Regions from separate parts of the Homo sapiens genome. Here region 2 is linked to region 1. Evidence: chromatin loops called from intact Hi-C (ENCODE). Cell type or tissue: breast epithelium. All regions are shown on one strand. Links, peaks and the distances in the headings refer to the core of each region. The heading gives the core; the rest is flanking DNA.

Region 1 (9,849 bases), core at 648-8,647:
AATTAATATGGAATCTCAAGGAATTCTGGATAGTCAAAACAACTTTGTTCAAGAACAAAGTTCTTTTTCAAGAACAAAGTTGGAGGTCTCACACTTCCTGATTTCAAAACTTACTGCAAAACTGCAGTAATCAAAACAGGGTGGTACTCACATAAAGACAGACATATAGGCTAATGGAATAGAATAGAGATCCCAGATATATAAACCCTTACATATATGGTCAAGTGATTTCCAACAAGGGTGCCAAGACCATTTAATGGAGAAAGAAGAGTCTTTTCAACGAACGGTTTTGGGAAAACTGGATATTCGCATCCAAAAAGATTAAATTGGATCCTTATCTTACACCATATACAAAGATTAACTAAAAATAGATAAAATATCTGTAAACATAAGAGCTAAAACTATAAAACTCTTAGAAGAAAACACAGGGGAAAAGCTCCTTGACATTAAGTTTGGCAATGATTTCTCGAATATGACACCAAAAACACAGGCAACAGAAGAAGAAAACCCATAATTTGGACCACAGAAAAATTTGAAAACTTTTGCCCATCAAAGGGCACTATCAACAGAGTGAAAAGGCAACCCATAGAATGGGAGAAAATATTTGCATATCATATATCTGATAAGGGGTTGATATCCAGAATATATTCAGAACTCCTACAAGTAAAACAACTAAAAACAAACACAACCCAGTTTAAAAATGGGTGATTTTGTTTGGATTTGTGCTCCTATCTAAATCTCATGTGGAATTTATAATCCCAAATGTTGGAGGTGGGGCCTGGTGGGAGGTGATTGGATGGGGGTGGATCCATCATGAATGGTTTAGAACCTTCTCTTTGGTGCTGTTCTCATGATAGAGTTCTCCTGAGATCTGTGGTTTACAAGTGTGTGGCACCTCCTCATTCTCTCTCTTCCTCCTGCTCCCACCATGTGAAGTGCCAACTACCCCTTCACCTTCTGCCATTATTGTAAGTTTCCTAAGGCCTCCCCAGAAGCCTAGCAGATGCCAGCATCATGCTTCCTGTACAGCCTGAGGAACCACGAGCCAATTAAATCTCTTTTCTTTATAAATTACCCAGTCTCAGGTATTTCTTTATAGCAATGTGAGAATGGCCTAATACAACGGGCAAAGGACTTGAATAGACAGTTCTCAAAAGAAGATATATAAATGGCCAATAAACACACGAAAAGGGATTCAACATCATTAATAATTAGGGAAATGCAAATCAAAACCACAATGAGATACCGCGTCATACCCATTAGGATGACTATTATTTAAAAAGAAGAAGAAAAACAGAAAATAACAAGTGTTGGCAAGGATGTGGAGAAATTGGAACCCTTGTGCACTGCTGATAGAAATGTAAAATGATGCAGCTGCTATGGAAATCAGTAGGGTAGATCCTTAAAAACCAAAAATAGAATTACCACATATTCCAGAAGTCCACTTCTAAGTATATACACAAAAGAATTGAAAGCATGACTTGAATAAATATTTGTACACTTGTGTTTATAGCAGCAATATTCGCAATAGCCACAAGGTGGGAGCAGCTCAAGTGAATGGGTAAACAAAATATGGTATATATACTCAATGGAATATTATTCAGCCTTAAAAAGAAAGGAAATTCTGGCACATGCTTCATATAGATGAACCTTGAAGACATTATGCTAAGTGAAATAAGCCAGTCACAAAAGGACAAATATTGTATAATTCCACTTATATGAGTTACTGAGAATCATTAAATCCATAAACACAGAAAGTAGAATGGTGGTTGTCAGGGACTAGAGGGAAGGGAGAATGGAAAGTTATTACTTCATGAATACAGAGTTTCAGTTTGGAAAGCTGAAAAATGTTCTGGAGATGGATGGTGGTGATGATTACACAAAAACGTGAATGTACTTAAAGCCACTGAACTATACGACTAAAAAATTGTCAAAATGGTAAATTTTATGCTATGTATATTTTACCACAATAAAAAAATGGAATTAAAAATTTCTACTTTTTGAGATGCCCTTGAAATATTAACCAGTATGTGAAACTACTTACTATAGTGTTCTTATTTCATACACATCTTGACCAAATGCAGAAATCTACACAACTTCAAGAGGCCAAATTCATTCTGTAAATTTGAAAAACCATTTGATCAAGGTTTCTTAAGCTGGGATTCAGGCAGGTCTTGAAATCCTTGCAACTTGATGCATATTTTAAGCATGTAGATCTGTTTTTTTTTCCTGGAGTCCATGGTTTAATTCAGATTTTCAAAGGATTAGGACACCATAACATTTAAGGATGCTTGAAAGCATTGGAATCTGTAGCTTTGACTAAAATGTAATCACTGAACTGACAGCAGGGCTGACATTGAGATGAGGAATCAGGTGAGGAAGAGAAGACAAAAGCAGACCCAGGGTAGGACAAGCTAACACGACATCTCCTGGTTCCTATGCTGATATTCAGTCCCATTCTCAAAGCTCTGCTTCACATGGAAAAGCAAACACATACCCTGGCTTCATACTTAACCCATGTGTATGTGATTATGATATATTCACTGGGAAAAGACTCTCATTGCTTTAGTTTTTATTGCCTTCGCCTGATTATAATTAGTTTTATCTTATTATTTAGTGGTTGTGGAACAGATTTTTCACATTGCTGCTGTATAAAAAAGGAAGAATCAAACTCTTAATTGTAAAAATTTCTTGATATTAGCTTGGGAGTCTTTGGTAATGGCTTTCAAACTGTCTTCTAATAAGATTGTGATAAGGTGTTTCAGGAGTCTACAGGAAGGAAGGAGAGGCCAAGCTAGGACTCCAGACTCCTAACCCCACGTCAAGCAAAGTTTTGCTTCTATGTCTTACACACACATGCACACAACATACCTATTCCACTGTAAAATATTATGAACATTTCTGAATTATACAGTCTCCATCAAAAATCAAGTTTCTATCAGTCAGCAAATGCTAGATTATGCCACAGAAACAAACAGCCTCCAAATCTCAGTGCTTCACCCAACAAAAATTTCATTCTTATTCATATTACATGTTCAAAATAAGTTTGCAAGGGTGTGTTCTCATTACAGTCACTCAAGAAATCAGGCTGATGGAAGATCCATTTGGACAGGCAGGCAAGGGTAAATGCTAAGTTACACACTGACTCAAAGCATCTCCTCACTTTTTTTTAAAACCAATGCAAATCATCTGTCTATACCTACCTTCAGAGAAGTCAGAGGAGTGAAATCCTATGGCATGCCAGGAAAGAAGGGAATTAGAAATTGCTAATATTCTAATATTAGAAACAACTTTCATAATATTTGGCACTAACAACTTCCATAATATTTGCATTACTTAAGCCACAATCATGTGAGATATGTTGTATAAAAAGATTAATAGGAGGCTACTCAAAGTTCTGTTTGGGATGATCTAATCTCAAAGGATGAAGAAAGTCTGTATCAGCAATTTTCCTACAAAGTATTATTTTGATTCTCTTTTTTGGAAGAAGAGAGGTTAAGAAGTCAAAGTAATCATATTTAAGATTCAGGCAGTGAGTGTGTTTTGGCAGTAAAGTGTATCCCACATCAGTGATAAATTTGTACCAGTCAGTATAAGCTAGTCAGAAGACTGCTCTGATTTGCTGGTTTTGTTTCCCTGAGTTAGATAAAGCAGCTGGGCCACAGTAAATAGACTCATCCTTCCACCCACTGCCTGGCCTGAAGGGAAAATAAACCAATGAGAGGACAGAATCTGGAGCTGTGGAAGGGAGGGGCCAGTGAAAAACTCCCTACCCTCTTTGGAATAGACAGGAGGTGGGGGTGGGGCATGGAGAGCAAGGAAAGGTCTGAAGCCAACACAACTGGAATTGATGTGTCACATCCACTATATTCACATGTTCTCCTGAGACCCAGTTCTTCTCTGCTTTTCTCAGGCAGGAAAGATGAGGACAGACCCTCATAACCCAATTATGGAACACATGAGGGGATTAGTACCACACCACTCTAAGCCACATTCTAAAGGAAAGAGAAGTTCATGTATTAAAGAGTCCTATCACGGAGGCAAAGTGGGAGCCAAGTAATTGGTGTTTTCTCTGTCTCTACTCCACTTTTAAGTGCTTTGTATGCTGTTCGCATAATTTGGTGGAAACATGACACATTGGGTGATCTTGGGAGTATTTAATAGGCTGACTTTAAATTATTTAAGCTAGTACAAAACTATTATGCAAAATAACCAACATTCATTCATCCATTCATTCAATACATATCCATTGAGTCAGCACTAGCCCTTAAACATGGTGGGCTGAATGCAATTATTAGCCACTGCTCCTTCCTGTTGGAGGAATCCTTAAATAGGACAGCTCTCTCTCCCTGCTGCCTCCTCCCTACAAAATTATATTATAGACTACATTTCTACAACTTGAAAATGATAGACTCCACTTCCCATTAAAGACAGTGAATTAGAATACACATGTGTACTCTTACCTTTCCTGAAATCCCTTACTTAACTCCCATGACTGTAAAGACATTTGCAAAACAAAAGGCAGAAGTCCAGGACAACAAAGAAAAAGAGAGGAGATAATAAGAACAAAATTTCAGCAGCTGGTAAGCAGATGGATATGCTAATTGATTTAGCAGGCCCAAGAAAGCAGGAACCTCAATCAGCAATGGAGAAAGCCAAGGAAAAACCGAGTATTATGGAACCCCCAGAGGCTCAGGAATTGATTGGCCCAGGTACTTCGTGGTGGGGAGTGGGGGAGTGCAAATGGGGATCTAACAATAGAAGGGTTAGTGGAATATTTATTGAAGAAACAGTTAAGTCTCCAGGTCCTCTGAGCAACTGAAGATCTAATGTCCACCAAACCCAGAAGAGAAACAGATGTTTATTCTTAGGAAAGGGACAAACAGAGAGCCTCTCGTCTTGGAAACACACGGTGGAGTTAGGGCAGTGCTTCTCCACCCAGGGTGAGTTTACTCCACAGGGAACATTTGCCAATGTCTGCAGACAATTTTGGCTGTCACAACTGGGGTAATGAATGCTACTGGCATCTAGTGAGTAGGGGCCAGGGATATTGGTAGCATTCTGATGCACAGCACAGCCACACACAGCTGTCATGCCGTCCAAAAGGTCAGTAGTGCTAAGGTTCAGAAACTCTAGGTTAGGGAGAGGATTCCATATTGAAAAGAGTGAAATTAATAAATACATGTCTTATACATACTGAGACACCAACACTACTTCTGCCAGCTTCCTCCACTCAGCTCCCACAATGCTGGTACCTTAGCATACTTCTACCAGATAGGAGGGTGGGAGTCCTCTCAGAGGAATCCTACCAGCTTGAGAGAAATACATCTGAGAGACTGACATCAGAAGGTTCCCAATGAAACAGGCCAACCGTATCTCTCTAGAGGGAAGCCCACAGAAAACTACTCCACCCATGTGTTCAGAGCTTCCTGTCAGTTTTAGTGCCCCATTCTTACACACAAGCACTCAAGGATTGCCAAACGTGTGAGGGAGGTGACATGTAATATAAAAGAGAACCTTACGAAAGCAATTTGGAGCAAAAAGATGCTATGCAAGAAGAAAAGTTCAAAAGATATTAATATCCTTGGAGAAATAACAGATGATATCACATGCATGAAATAAGGACAGATGCTGTGAAAAAGGGAACACTTGGAGAATAAAAATAACAGCCATTAGGAATAAAAAATGTAATAGCAGAAATGAAAGACTTGATGTATTGGAAGGATAGTTGAGGAAATCTGTCATGAGGTAGCCTTGAAAGATAAAGATAAGGAAAATAGGAGAAGAAAACAAATATTTTTTAAGGGAGAGGACAGTCCAGAGACACAAAATTCAAAAAACAGGGGCTGCAAAGTATAGAGCAGTTAAAACAGGGAGTTGGAAATTATCAAATAAGTAAACCAAGAAAATTTCCCAGAAATGAGAGGAATGGTTTTTCAATTTGAAAGCATTCCCCACAGTTCATCTAGTACAACGCTTGACCACAGATACACACAAAGATATCTCATCATGAAATGCAAGACCATTAAGCACCAAGAGAAGATCATCGGCCGGGTGCAGTGGCTCATGCCTGTAATCCCAGCACTTTGGAAGGCCGAGGTGGGTGGATCACAAGGTCAAGAGATCGAGACCATCCTGGCCAACATAGTGAAACCTCGTCTCTACTAAAAACACAAAAATTAGCTGGGCATGGTGGTGCGTACTTGTAGTCCCAGCTACTCGGGAGGCTGAGGCAGGGGAATTGCTTGAACCCGGGAGGCGGTGGAGGTTGCAGTGAGCCGAGATGGTGCCACTGCACTCCAGCCTGGGGACAGAGTGAAACTCCGTCTCAAAAAACAAAAAAAGAGAAGATCATCAAAGTATTCAGAGTGAAGGTGGGAGGGGGCAACAATTCCATTCAAAGGATCAGGAATCAGAATGGCATTGGATGTTTCAATAGCAACAGCAGAGCTAAAAGAAACTAAAGTAATGCCTTCAAATTTCTGAAGGAAATAACAGCCAGCATGGCACTCCATACCAAGACAAAGCTATGGATAAATAGCAAAGACATTTTCAGCCATGAGATGTTTCAAAAAATTTACAACCCATGCACTTATTCCCAGGAATCAATCAGGGGATGCACTCTACCTAACAAAGAGTAAATGGGAAAGAAGGAGAGGAAATAGGAGATCCAGGGCCAGGGGCTGAGAAAATCACAACAACATTGAGGAAGGGATACATCAGGGTGGTGGAGGGACAAAGCTGGCTGAAGCTTTGGGAGACATTTTCCCAAGAAGATGAAATGGATAGAACTCCCAATGTGTTTGAATATGATGAGAAGAGAGATAGGTAGCCAGGGTAGTGTTTGAGAACACATCTGATATGTGCATAGAAAACTAAGCCAACTAGGAAAACAAAAAGACCATTTCCATCTCCAGAGAGAGAACAGTTGGGCGGGCTCGATTGTCAACAGCATTGCCTTCTCACGATCATACAGTCTGAATGATGATCTGACTGTAGTTACAGAATGACTATATTCGAGGATGGGAGGACAGGAGGTACGTGTGTGGGTGGTGGGGGCAGTGAGGCGGTGACATGAAGAGAGCTCTATCCTCAACCTTCAAAATGGGAAGCTGATGGATAATGCACAAAGGGGAAAATGAGGAAGTGGTGATATAAGCATGTTACCTAGAAGCATGAAGATGGATTTCAAAATAGTCAGTTAGGGGAGTGGCCTGTGGGCAATAGAAAACAAGCTGTGGGGAGATGGGGAGGGGAGTGCTGCTTTTCAAATCAAGCCTGTGGAACCATACAACCGTCTAAACTGTGTGCCTGCATGGCTGGCAGAAAAATAGTAACTACATTGCTAAAGAAAGGCTACTGAGTGTGTGTTTTATGCCAGATCCTGTGCTATTTGGAGAATCCAATAATTAATAACACATAGTCATTAAACTCAAGTTTACATCACAGGGGAGGTAAGACACACAAATAAATAGCCACGTGTGTGAAGAGGAATCCTAAAGGAAAGGGAAACCACTTCCTATTTGGATGGGAGGTTGAGTGCTAGCAGTAGCAGCTTTGTGGAGGAGGTGCATTCACCCATCTCGGGATTATAGTGACCAAGCTGAATGATCACCTAAAAGCATTCAGTATGGCACTTTGAATTGAGTTTGTGGGTTTGTGGCTGAGTTCGTGGTTTTCAAACTGGCCATCAGGAAACCAAGAAATAAATGCTGCAGGAGAATCAACAAACCTCCTAGTCTAAACCTTGACCTCTGCAGATCAAAGGTGAAGGCAGGTCACTCTTCTGCCTGCTTCATTTTATACATAGAAGATTCTAATCCTAAACCGCTGCCAATCACAGAATCAACACAAACACTAAATTACCTAAACACACCAAGGATCTTCTCTCTCTGAAGTGTTGTGTTTTCTTGTTGTTGCTGCTTGTTTGTTTGTTTCTGGTAAATCATTTTTTCTGAAATCATCCATTTCCCTGAAAATCATATTTCATCAAATTCACAGTTGTCTTTTTCTATAGATTCCAGGTAAGAGGAGGACTTACCAAAATTCTGAAGGCTGGTTATTGCTCTCCTTTTATAAATTGACACTGAAATTACGCATAATGGAAAATTGATAGGAACAAAAGCTAAAACCAAATAGCTTTCCTTTCTATATTTTGTCAAAATAAATATGTGCCTTATTCCATATTATAAAAATCACGAGCATTAGAATAAACCTCCAACACTATGGAAGAACACGAAATAGGTCAAAATATAGAAAAGCTTATAAACTACCTCCTAGAAACCAACGAGAACTGGTAACACATGATGTACTATTCCAGGCACTTTTATATGCATGTGAGTATATTTTTAAAACAAAGCTGGGTTCATTTAACATATTCTGTTAGGAGACTTGCTTCTTTCATACAGCGAATGTTTTTTCCTGTCAATTTAGCCCTGGTTTCTCAATGCAGAAAATATGTAAAAGGCAGAATTTTCCTAAGTGATTGAATTTTAAAATTTCCCTCTTATTTATCTGATTGCTGTAGAGTTGCTCGATCTTCTGCTCCACAAAAAGTAGAAAGGTGGTGTAATGGCAAAGTTACTTAGCTGAAAATCAAGTAACTTCAGTTTTAACTCTGGCTTCGTTTGCTTCTTTGAAGCAATCAGAAAGATTGGAAGAAATTGTCTGTAAGATAAGTTTTGGAAGGGGAAGAGCCCAGCCTTGGAGTCAGGGGTTTAGATCATCAGCTCTCCCCTTACTAGTTGAGTGAACCTGTGCCAGTCACTTATCTATGCGCCAAAGTTCTCCTAAGCATACAGCGACTGGAGTGAATTTACTTTCACCAGCTGTTGTATGGGAATTTCCCTGTCTGGAACTTTGGCTGGGACCCAAAGCTAAAGACAATAGATGACACTAGACTCTCCATGAAAGATTTGCTAAGTGACTTGAAATTGACTCTGTGACCCTGACTCATCACTTACTAGCTGTCTGTATATGAGGGGAGCCCGGGCACAGAGGAAAGACTTTGGCATGAACGGAGGAAAGAACAGTCGTGAGTTTGTTCTCCTCCTTTTCAGGAGAGTGTTGAGTGCGTCCTCTACCTCCTGCAGGGGTACAAGGCAGCCTCAGGGACCTCTGATCCTCCCCGTGTCCCAGCATTGGGCCATAGAGACTGGGGCCTGACTCTTGTCTGAGCAAGTTTAAAGATGAAGTACTGGCTGCTCTTACCAATGATGGCCAAGAGAACTCAGAAGCTGGGATCGTCACAGCCCGCACCACCAAAGCTTGCCAGGTAAAGGGGCTGACTTTGTCTGAGGCTAAGAGAGTAATGCTGAAGGTGGATGGGCTAGTGTGACCTGCCCGAAGACATGCCTGCCAGAGCCAGGTGACCCCAACACAAAATAGTCATGAGGGACACATGGTCAGAGGGAAGCTAGAGAGAGCATGGCTGGAGTTGGGAAGCTGAGAAGATTCTGATGTCCCACAGGAGTCTGATCTCTCACATCCCACAGGAGCATCCTACATGAGAAAGAGCCAGCTTTTGGACAGCTGCCCCAAAGGGGCCCACACCCCACCTGTAAAAGCACAAGACAAATAGAAAGCTTTGCGCCCTGATCTCTCCTCCTTCACACAGCTGGCTGCTGTGGAGGAGGCAGAAGCTGCAGGCCGCCAGAGAGGAGAAAGGTGGAAGATGGAAATGAGGAAAACACACCCTGCCCCTTTGCTTCACTGAGGTTTCCACAAGATGCAGCTAAGCAATGGGAAAGCCGAGAACCTTTGAATTGCATTTAATACAAAAATATCAGTGTAGATTGGACTGGACTTATTAATAGCTAAAAATGAGACATTTCTAATGCCCAGGAGAAA
Region 2 (9,849 bases), core at 977-8,976, 140 kb after region 1:
ACTTTAGGCATGTCCAGGCAGGTGTCAGCCAGTAGTCTCTGTGTCCTCCAAACTCTGAGGGTCATTTGGCCAGATTTTCTATGGACTTTCACTCTAAGCTCTCCTCTGGTCCCATGGCTATAACTGGATAATGTGTTTCTACCGACACTTCCCATACAGCCTCGAGTTTCTTCAATCAACCCTCAGCTGACCTCACACACCTTTGAGGTGAGTGATAGGCTAAAGGCCCCTGGACAAATATAATCTCTTACCTTATCCTACATACATGATCTACCCCTGATATGTTTTAGATGCTTGTTTCCTCCGAATCTCTAATGTTCGAGGTGGGGCTTCGTAGGAGGTGTTTGGGTCATGGGGTTGGGTCCCTCATGAATAGCTTAGTGCCATCCCCTTGGTTATGAGTGAGTTCTCGCTGAGTTAGTTCACATGAGAGTTGGTTGTTTAAGGGAGGCTGGCTCCTCCTCCTCTCTTTCTTGTTTCCTCAAATGCCACGTAACACATGATGAGTAAAAGTACCCTGAGGCCTCATCAGAAGCCCAGCAGATGCCGGTGTCATGCTTTCTGTACAGCCTACAGAACTGTGAGCCAATTAAATCTCTTTTCTTTATAAATTACCCAGTCTCAGGTATTTCTTTACGACAGCACAGATGGTCTAACCCCAACCCCTCTCCCTAGAACGTGGAGACTTGCGACGTATTCTCAAGTGTTGAGGCCTCAGTTGAAATGGGAAACAAGAAATGTCTCGTTTAACATCAGGTTATATCAAATTAAGGAGCGAAACAAGCTTCCAGTATTTGAGCATATCAGAGGTATCAAACACCCTTAACAACACAGTGTTAAAGGTTTTATGTTTCAAGCAAACTTTGGTCAATTGTAAAAGCAAAACAAACAAACAAAAAACCAATACGATTCTACAAATGATAGACTGGGTCTTCAAACAAGAAAGTTTCCATGCTTGGTATGAAATGGAATGGGTCAAAAACAGTTTGGAGTTCAGTCAGAAGAGTAGCAAAGTGATGTTACAGTGGGCTCCCACATGAAAACCATTTGTCACACTCTGTATTACCAGCTTGTTAATATCACCAATGGCACAGCACACACAGCACCAGGAAAATAGCAAATGTTCATATAAATGGACAAATGGATAAACAGATAGACAGGAGATGAGTGAATGGCTGGATGGATAAGCAAATCCTGAATTCAACACCGTGGGTCCCTTGGTCAAACAAACTAAAAATTCTTATCAGCTACTTAAAAAGGAGTAACTGGAAGTTGTAACAGAACCCTGCAGTATATTCTTTAAAGTTTGTGGTAAAGATTTATTCAACTTAATATTTAAATGGATATAGTTCTCTTTCCAAAGCATGATTCATCTCTTGTCAGCTGATCCTTTTATTTTCACAAAGTTCCAAGTTAAAGAACTCCTCTGGCTATGTCATAAATTGATACACGAATTACCTCTACCTGGCTAATGAAATCAAAATAGCTATACCCAGAATGTGGGCCAAAACAGATAAGTAACAGCCCTTGCATATTTTGTCTCCACTGGGTTTATTTCTGTCCAGGTACGCTCCATTTCACATTTGCTTTTCCTAGTACAGAGCCATCTCTGCTATTTGTTCTCAGGGGTTATCATGTTGTCGATACTGAGTGCTAAATCATTTCTCAAGAAAAGAACACTTTCTAAGAGCAACACAAAGAGTGTTTCAAATGCAATTTGATTGATCTTTATCCTCAGATAATGGTTTCTGGTCTAATGATAAGGAATTTCTTTCTCTTTCTATTGAGTGGCAACTGAATTCCCTTTTGCATTGCATAGTGGTATATTTATTGATTTACTGCAACTCTTGAGGTGCACCAAAGCTTTCTTCATCTAGCCACTTCCTTTAGGTGAGACATTTAGGTGACCTTTAGGTGAGACATTTGGGGTAAGCTGAGGGCTCCTCATGACTTACTCATTCCCTCAAAGGATGAGGTCTCCCCCACCATACCCAGCATTAACTTAGTCAATAAACCTTTAAAGCCTGCTCCCTTATTGAGGCACTGTTCTGTGCCCAGGCAACATATGATCATTCCCCTACTAAGATAGAAAATGAGAGGTAAATGAATAATCACTTTCACTCAAAAAACTTTTGTTGGATCAGCCTGGCCAACATGGCGAAATGCCATCTCTACTAAAAATACAAAAATTAGCTGGGCGTGGTGGCATGTGCCTGTAGTCCCAGCTACTCAGGAGGCTGAGGCAGGAGAATTGCTTGAACCTGGGAGACGGAGGTTGCAGTGAGCTGAGATTGTGCCATTGCACTCTAGCCTGGGCAACAGACCAAGACACCATCTAAAAATAATAATAATAAAACTTTTGTTGAACAAATATTCACCCAGGCCAAGCATAAGCATGGGAAGGTGGCCACTGCAGTCATCCAAGCACAATGGCCTTCTCAGACCTCTTTGAAAGCCACGTTTCTGCCTTCATGACTTAAAAGACAACAATGAATAATCCCAAGGGAAACTACAATTCTTTTCCTAATCAATCAAAACCTCACACCTAGAATCCCTCCTGTTTCAGTTATCTGTTGCTGTATAACCACTCCAAAATGTAGTGGCTTAAACTAGCAACAATTTATTTTTCTCATGATTCTGTAAGTTGACTCAGCTGGATGGTTCTTTTGATCTATTTTGCCTTGACTAGAGCCACGCACTCAGCTGCATTCAGCTGGTGTCTGGGCTGGGTGAGAAGGTTCAAAAAAGCTTCACTCATGGCTGCTCACTTCATTCAGGTGGCTCATGCCTGTAATCCCAGCACTTTGGGAGGCCGAAGTGGGTGGATCATTTGAGGTCAGGAGTTTGGAGACTAGCCTGGCCAACATGGTGAAACCCTGTCTCTACTAAAAATACAAAAATTAGCTGGGCATGGTAGCACACGCCTGTAATCCCAGCTACTCAGGAGGCTGAGGCCAGAGAATTGCTTAAACGCGGGAGATGGAGGTTACAGTGAGCCAAGATTACACCACTGCACTCCAGCCTGGGCAATGGAGCGAGACTCTGTCTCAAAAAAAAAAAAAAAAAAAAAAGAGAAGACTGTACTCACATCTGGTGTCTAAGTGCTTCCCCACGTGGGCACTCCACGTGGTTGGTTTGGGCTTTCTCACAATGTGGTAGTCTCAGGATAGTCAGAATTCTTAAATGTCAGCTGTCTTGTAGAGGGATGCTGTCAAAGCAGCCACTCCACTTAAGGCTTGTGCTCAGAAGTCCCAGAATGTCATATTCTCCATATTCTGTTGGTCAAAGCAAGTCATTAGGCCAGTCTAGATTCCAGGGGAGAGGAAATAGACTCTGTTCCTTGGTTGGTGGAGACACATGCACATACATGGAAGACAGGAATTGGTGGCGGCCATCTTTGGAGACCACTTCCTAGTATGAAATAAATCCCCCTTTTTGCATAAGGTTGTCAAGTTACACCATTAACAATAATTTAAATATTGTGTGACAGGTTACATAGGAGAGGTAAAAATTTGTTACCATGTTGTCAGGAAAGAGGAATAATCAATACCACTTTTGGAAGGACGCATCTGAAAATTCTCCACAGATAACCCTCCGTAGTAACCCTCAAACCCTGGAGCTTTAGCAGAGGTGTTTAGGGCACCTAAAAAACTGCTTCATACAGTGCACATTTCTTAGGAAAGAATAAACTATGATTAGCTAAGAGGTCTGTATTAGTCAGGGTAGCTTAACCACTGCAGCAAACAACTCCCAACTCTCAGTAGCTTTTTTCTCATACATATCAGTTTAATGCAGGCTATCAGGTAGACTCTGGTCCACACAATCATTCAAAGACCCAGGCTCCCTCCCATCTACATGGCTCTAAATCCCTGGGGCCTCCTCCACTAGATGCTCTGCATTAGGTCATCCCTCAAGGAAAGAGAAAGATATAGAGAATCACATGGAGACTATTGATGGACCAGGCCTGGAGATGGTGTACAACGCATTCTCTACTTAACTGTAAGGAATTCTGGGAAATGTAGTCAAGTTGTATGTCCCAGAAAAAAAGAAAATCAGTTTGGTAATCAACTAGTTAGACTCTGCCGCAAACTCTTACCAACCCATCCCTACCTTTCTAAAACGTAAACACCCTCTGTTATTTCTAAACAATGCTTAATTTGTATTTAATGCTTATTATCAGCCATTTGAGAAGAATTGGATAGAAGATACAACTCTGAAGAAATATCTGAGCAGGCTCCTATGAAGAGCTTTAGAGCCCTTAAGCTCTGAAAGATATTACAGAAATTTCATCCACATCTAACCCCCTTTCTTAATGTCAGCCTAAATAAAACTAATACTGAGCCCTATCCCCAAAATATAAGGAAGTCCGACAAAGTCCTGATTTTTCTCATGACTGTTGGTTTGTTTTTTCAAAATATTTAATTCCCCCCAGAATGATTTGTGTGTGTGTGTGTGTGTGTGTGTGTGTGTGTGTGCATAGTCTGCCTATCAGATAATCAAGTCTAGCCCATTACCTATAGAACGAATGCCAGAAGGTAAAGGACAGGAATATAGAAAACTGTGGAGAATGCACAATTTTCCATAGAGCCCTCCATCCCTACCCCACCAAGGACACTCTTTAACACCTTCAGGCCAACTCTGACCCATCTTGTAAATAACTTAACATTCCTGAAGAGATAGTGCAATAGTGTTCTTCAGTTCTGCATTGACAAACCACATAATTTCTAGGATCCTGAGTAGTTTGGAAGAGGAGATTATTTGAGCAGAAAACTTGGGTTTGTATTTGCTTTTGTTTTTGCTTACTTGTTTAGTCTGAGTCCTAAAGGAAGCTGGCCAGAATGTTTCTCCACCTAGCCTATTCTGATACTTTAGATATTTGAGTCTGAGATCTCCAAATCTTTTATATCTGTAATCAGTTCATAGAGAAGACTGTATGTTTATAGGAATGTGGAAATAAGGTTCAGTTAGCATAAGACTGTCTATGCTGCAGTAACAAAAATCTCAAAGGCTTAGCACAACAGAAGTTTGTTTCTTACTTACATGAACTCCAATGCAAGTTGGCCAGAGCTTGCCTCCATCTGGTGACTCAGGGATCCAAACCTCCTCCATCTGGTGAAACTGCCATCTCAATATGTGAATTCCCAGGTTGCCATGGTTGAAAAAGAAAGATGGAAGAGGCACACTAGTTCTACACTTCTTTGGCCCATACATAACATATGCCATTTCTTCACAGAATTCATTCAGTAGAAGTTGTCAGATGACCTCCTCTTAACTTCAAAGGAAGCTGGGAAATTTAGGGGAACATATTGTAAACTTGACGAATATTAATCACTTTTGCCTTATAAAGGAAATAAGACTACTTTCAGAAAATTAAACAGGCAGCATTCACATATCATGAATGAAACTAGGAAGTCAGGAGTGTGTGTGTGTGTGTGTGTGTGTGTGTGTGCACGTGTGTGTGTGTGTGTGTATGTGTGTGTAAATGGGTGACAAAAGAGTCTGGGAGATATCCAGAACTCCATGAACAATGTATTGCTCTGGAAAATCACTGGCTAATCTAGAGATTAACAGGCATGGGGCTCTAGGTCAGGTCACTAACAGTATGTCCATTTTTCCTTGTTCTGGGAAAGAAAGGATTCCTAAACTGACACTTTTGTCATTATCACAAGGTGCTACAAGACTCTTGTTTCAACCCAAAATATAATTAAGACATGCTGCAGAAAGGAAAAAAACTGGAAATAGAAGTATAAAATTACTGAGATAAAACTTCCCCTGTTCCAAAATTATAATTTGCTATGTTAATGATGTTATTAGAGAAAAGAGAGAGAAAGCCTGTCCTTCAGTGCTTCCCATGATGAGAGTTATGTACAACAGATATCACCAATTGCCATCATTTCTGCCCCAGGTGAAACAAAGCCATGTGCCAGCCAAGCTTGGCTACTGGCACACCTCCATTTGCCTGCACCCCCATCTTGGAATGGCACCCACAGCTCCAACATTTGAAAGATAAAGAAAAATCTCACCAATAGAGGACTTAAAAACCCAATTTCATTCATATGTGATTATTACTTGATACTATCTCATAGGAAAAATGGAATAAATTATAAAAAAAAACTCCTCTTGTGTTTGCCTATCTCTTGGTATTTTGAAATGCCCATCCCAAAACTTTCAAAAACCAATGAGATAGTCAGGACTATCAAGGAGAGGAAGTTATCCCTGACCTTGGTAAAATCCAGAATTACACCAGCATTATCCTAGAGAGGTAGGTCTGGAAAGTAATTATAAACTATTCCATGGTGTTACTTATTTCTTTTTTAAAAAGGCTATTTTTAATATGCGGGATATACTAATCTATCTGAAGATCGGGAAAATGTCTATCCAGGAAAGAGGCAGGTGCTGAATCTGACTAATATGAAAACTCTTATTCCTTAGAGATAAATACTATTGAGAGAGTTGTATGATTTACCAGAGTCACCATGACCTGAACCGAGAAATCCTTGGGACCATCCATCAGCCTCAATTCTAATTTCTTGCTACCCACCCAGTCTTCTCATTTCTAAGCCCATTCCCTGGATGCCTGGACACCAGGACAGAAAGCTTCAGAGTGGTTGGCACAAATACCCCAGCCACATACAGGTAGTGCTTGCATTTGTGTCCTGTGTTATCCCTTAGTCTTTTAGGTGTTTGACTAGCTTGAGTCGATTCCCAACAGCCCAATATGTCTGATGAGATCATTCAACTTGGATTTCTGTTCTTGAATACCCAAAATCTAGCAACACCTCCTCCACTGCCTGAACAGTCAGTTCACTGCCTCATCTCAACTCCCATCTCTCTGACTGCACCAGTAAAGACTTCTTCCCTGAATGCACCTGCACTCTCTCACAGCCAAGGGGAAATTCTACTTCTAAAGAAATAAATACATTCATGATTTGGTTCTCTGCTTGCCTGTTGTTGGTGTATAGAAATGCTTGTGACTTCTGCACATTGATTTTGTATCCTGAGACTTTGCTGAAGTTGCTTATGAGTTTAACAAGCTTTTGGGCTGATACAATGGGGGTTTCTAGATATAGCATCATGTCGTCTGCAAACAGAGAAAATTTGACTTCCTCTCTTTCTATTTGAATACACTTCTTTCTCTTGCCTGATTGCCCTGGGCAGAACTTCCAATACTGTGTTGAATAGGAGTGGTGAGAGAGGGCATCCTTGTCTTGTGCCGGTTTTCAAGGGGAATGCTTCCAGCTTTTGTCCATTCAGCATGTTATTGGCTGTGGGTTTGTCATTAATGGCTCTTATTATTTTGAGGTATTTTCCTTCAATACCTAGTTTATTGAGAGTTTTTAACATGAAGGGATGTTGACTTACAAGTGGGGGCTGAACAATGAGAACACATGGACACAGGGAGGGGAACAACACACACTGGGGCCGGTTGCAGGGTGGGGTAGTGAGGAGGGAGAGCATTAGGAAAAATAGCTAATACATGGTGGGCTTAATACCTAGGTGATGGGTTGATAGGTGCAGCAAACCACCATGGCACACATTTACCTATGTAACAAACCTGTACATCCCACACATGTACCCCAGAATGAAAAATAAATTTTTTAAAAAATCACCTTGCTTAAGAATGTAACATAATTGAACAGTTGATAATCACTTTCCAGACCTGCCTCTCTAAGATGATGCTGGTATAATGCTGGATCTTACCAAGATCAATACAACTTACATAAACTAAAGTCATTCACCTTTGTTGTCATTTGTGATTTAACAGGAATGGGCACAGAAAGAACCCAATTCCTTCAACTACAAAGTAGCAATCGCATAACCCTTTGCTTGTTAAATCTGTCCAGCTACAAAAATGATCCTAATAGCGTTTGCCTTAAATTTCTCCCTTAGGACCACAAGAAAAATTTTATGACACAGCCAGTGATGCATACTCTGAAGGTACCACAGAAAACCATTATTTGTATTCACATCAAATCTCAGAGATTAGAAGTCAGATTGGTGAACTAGAACTTCTGTTTTGCTCCCTTGCATGTAGGGCACAAGAAGTCACCATGGGAATGCATTCTGATTCCTGTACACTCAGAATAATAAGAATTTTGTGCATTTTTGTTTTCCTGCCAGTGAAAATAACAGAATTTCAGCTCAGTTTCCTCATACCATATGACTTGGAATTTAAGCCTTTTACTTGGATGACTTACTATGGCCGTTTATAGACCTATAATTTTATGTGCCACCTTCCTATAAAACTCACTCCAATTTGTAAACCCAAGGCCAATGATGCACAAACCAGGTGTTTGGAGACACATTAGACAGAGTAGTCTCAGAGAAATGAGAACATTTGAGTCTAGGTTAACATGTTTCTTGACTCTTCCTCAGACCTTGAATTTCAGCAACTTAGCAGGGCCAACCTACACACAAAGGAGCTCCATTCTCTTCCCTCATGTGCCTGTTGGCAGAAGACAACTCGTATGGAAAGTGGTTTTTGGAATCGATGTGATTCTACATGAGGTTCTATGCAGAGTCAATGCCTCTGCAAGGAGAAGCAGGCTTGCCCACACATGGTTTGCCCTGAGAGCATGTACTGTCTGTATTTATCTCCCTGTCTATATGCAGCCCACTGTCTTACAACAGTGCAGTGCAAGCCCTGCAGCTGGTAGGATATCAAAACCTGAAGGCCTAGATTTCAAGTGCCAGGTCTGCCTTTTACTTCCAGGGCCATTTTCAGTGCTGTACATAGGCCATTTTTGGAAGTGGTTCTGAGGAGAAGTGCCAAAGAAGAGGGTATTGGAAGCCTTTTGCTGTACCCACTCAAAACTTGGGATTTTCTCATTCCTCCTCCCTTCATCTTCCAAGTTATCTTATCCCTTGAGAGAACATTGGTTATTTCTTCATCTGCCCGTGTGTCAGCTGGGTTCTCCAAGAAGCACGCACAGAGATGGAGTTAGAAATGCAACATGTATGTTGGAGAGTAACACCTGAGGAAGAATTGGGCAGAGGAAGCTTCCAGACTGTGATGTTGACCTGGCAACTTCTCCATCAACCCAACAGGGAGCTCTAGAGTAAAGATTACCCTTAGAGGAGTCTCACATTGGGCAGAAATGGCTAGAGCCTTTATTGTCTTGTTCAGTCCTTGGCCAGCGACTGCTCTAAGAAGTGCATGTCCTTGGCTCTAAAGCTAATAGAGCGAATGAAATACACTCCTCAAAGCTTAGCAGCAAGATTTTTTCTTGAAGCTTGAGAAAGGATCTAAGCATCATATCTTCACATCTGCCGTGACCAGCCACCCTTCCACTGGGAAGTAGCTCCACTCTCAAATTCATGTAATTCTAACAGGGCAAGGAGTTAAGACCCCCTTTCTTTCCCACAGACTGAGCACATACCCCAGGATAGGTCAATCCAAATCAATTTTGAACATTAGGCATGGGGTGGCCAAGGTCTCTTTCTCTGCAGTAACTCTAAGGACCATATAACTTGGAGCTTCTTGGGGATGTCTTGTCACCATGTGGATATACCTTTCTAAGAATCAGGCTGAGGCAAGCAGAATCAAGAGATGGAACAAGAGACAAGAAAATAGAGACCTGCTGGTTACGGATAAGACACCTATGGGCCACTTCAAATCCTCTTGGCCTCTGCCCTGACTCCACCAACTGCTACTGACACCAGTTCCATGTAGGCTTTGACCAGCCTCATGCAGGTGCAACCTGACAATGTTTTCCACCCTGAGACTCCTCTGAGACTGCAATGAGTTCATTTTCTACTCTGTAGCTTCTCTCTCATAAGACACCTGTTGAACTGGCTCAGCACTCACCTGTGCAACCCATCCATATGAGGGGTGCCAATACCCAGGGG

Evidence for each region. Peaks named below come from ENCODE experiments on the same cell type or tissue, not always from the same donor. Only the 100,000 strongest peaks of a DNase experiment are listed, where the experiment ranks them.
Region 2: it touches region 1 in a loop (8-fold over the local background); 3 of 110 quality-filtered maps call a loop at or near these places.

What each region holds. Positions count from the first base shown.
Region 1 is chrX:10,393,132-10,402,980 of GRCh38, reverse strand. No RefSeq gene overlaps it. Among named protein-coding and RNA genes, the nearest start is that of MID1, 220 kb to the left of the region's middle. In breast epithelium, for the core only: no CTCF peak of the experiment used is centred there; no DNase peak of the experiment used is centred there; H3K27me3 peaks cover 648 bases.
Region 2 is chrX:10,258,133-10,267,981 of GRCh38, reverse strand. No RefSeq gene overlaps it. Among named protein-coding and RNA genes, the nearest start is that of CLCN4, 110 kb to the right of the region's middle. In breast epithelium, for the core only: no CTCF peak of the experiment used is centred there; no DNase peak of the experiment used is centred there; H3K27me3 peaks cover 872 bases.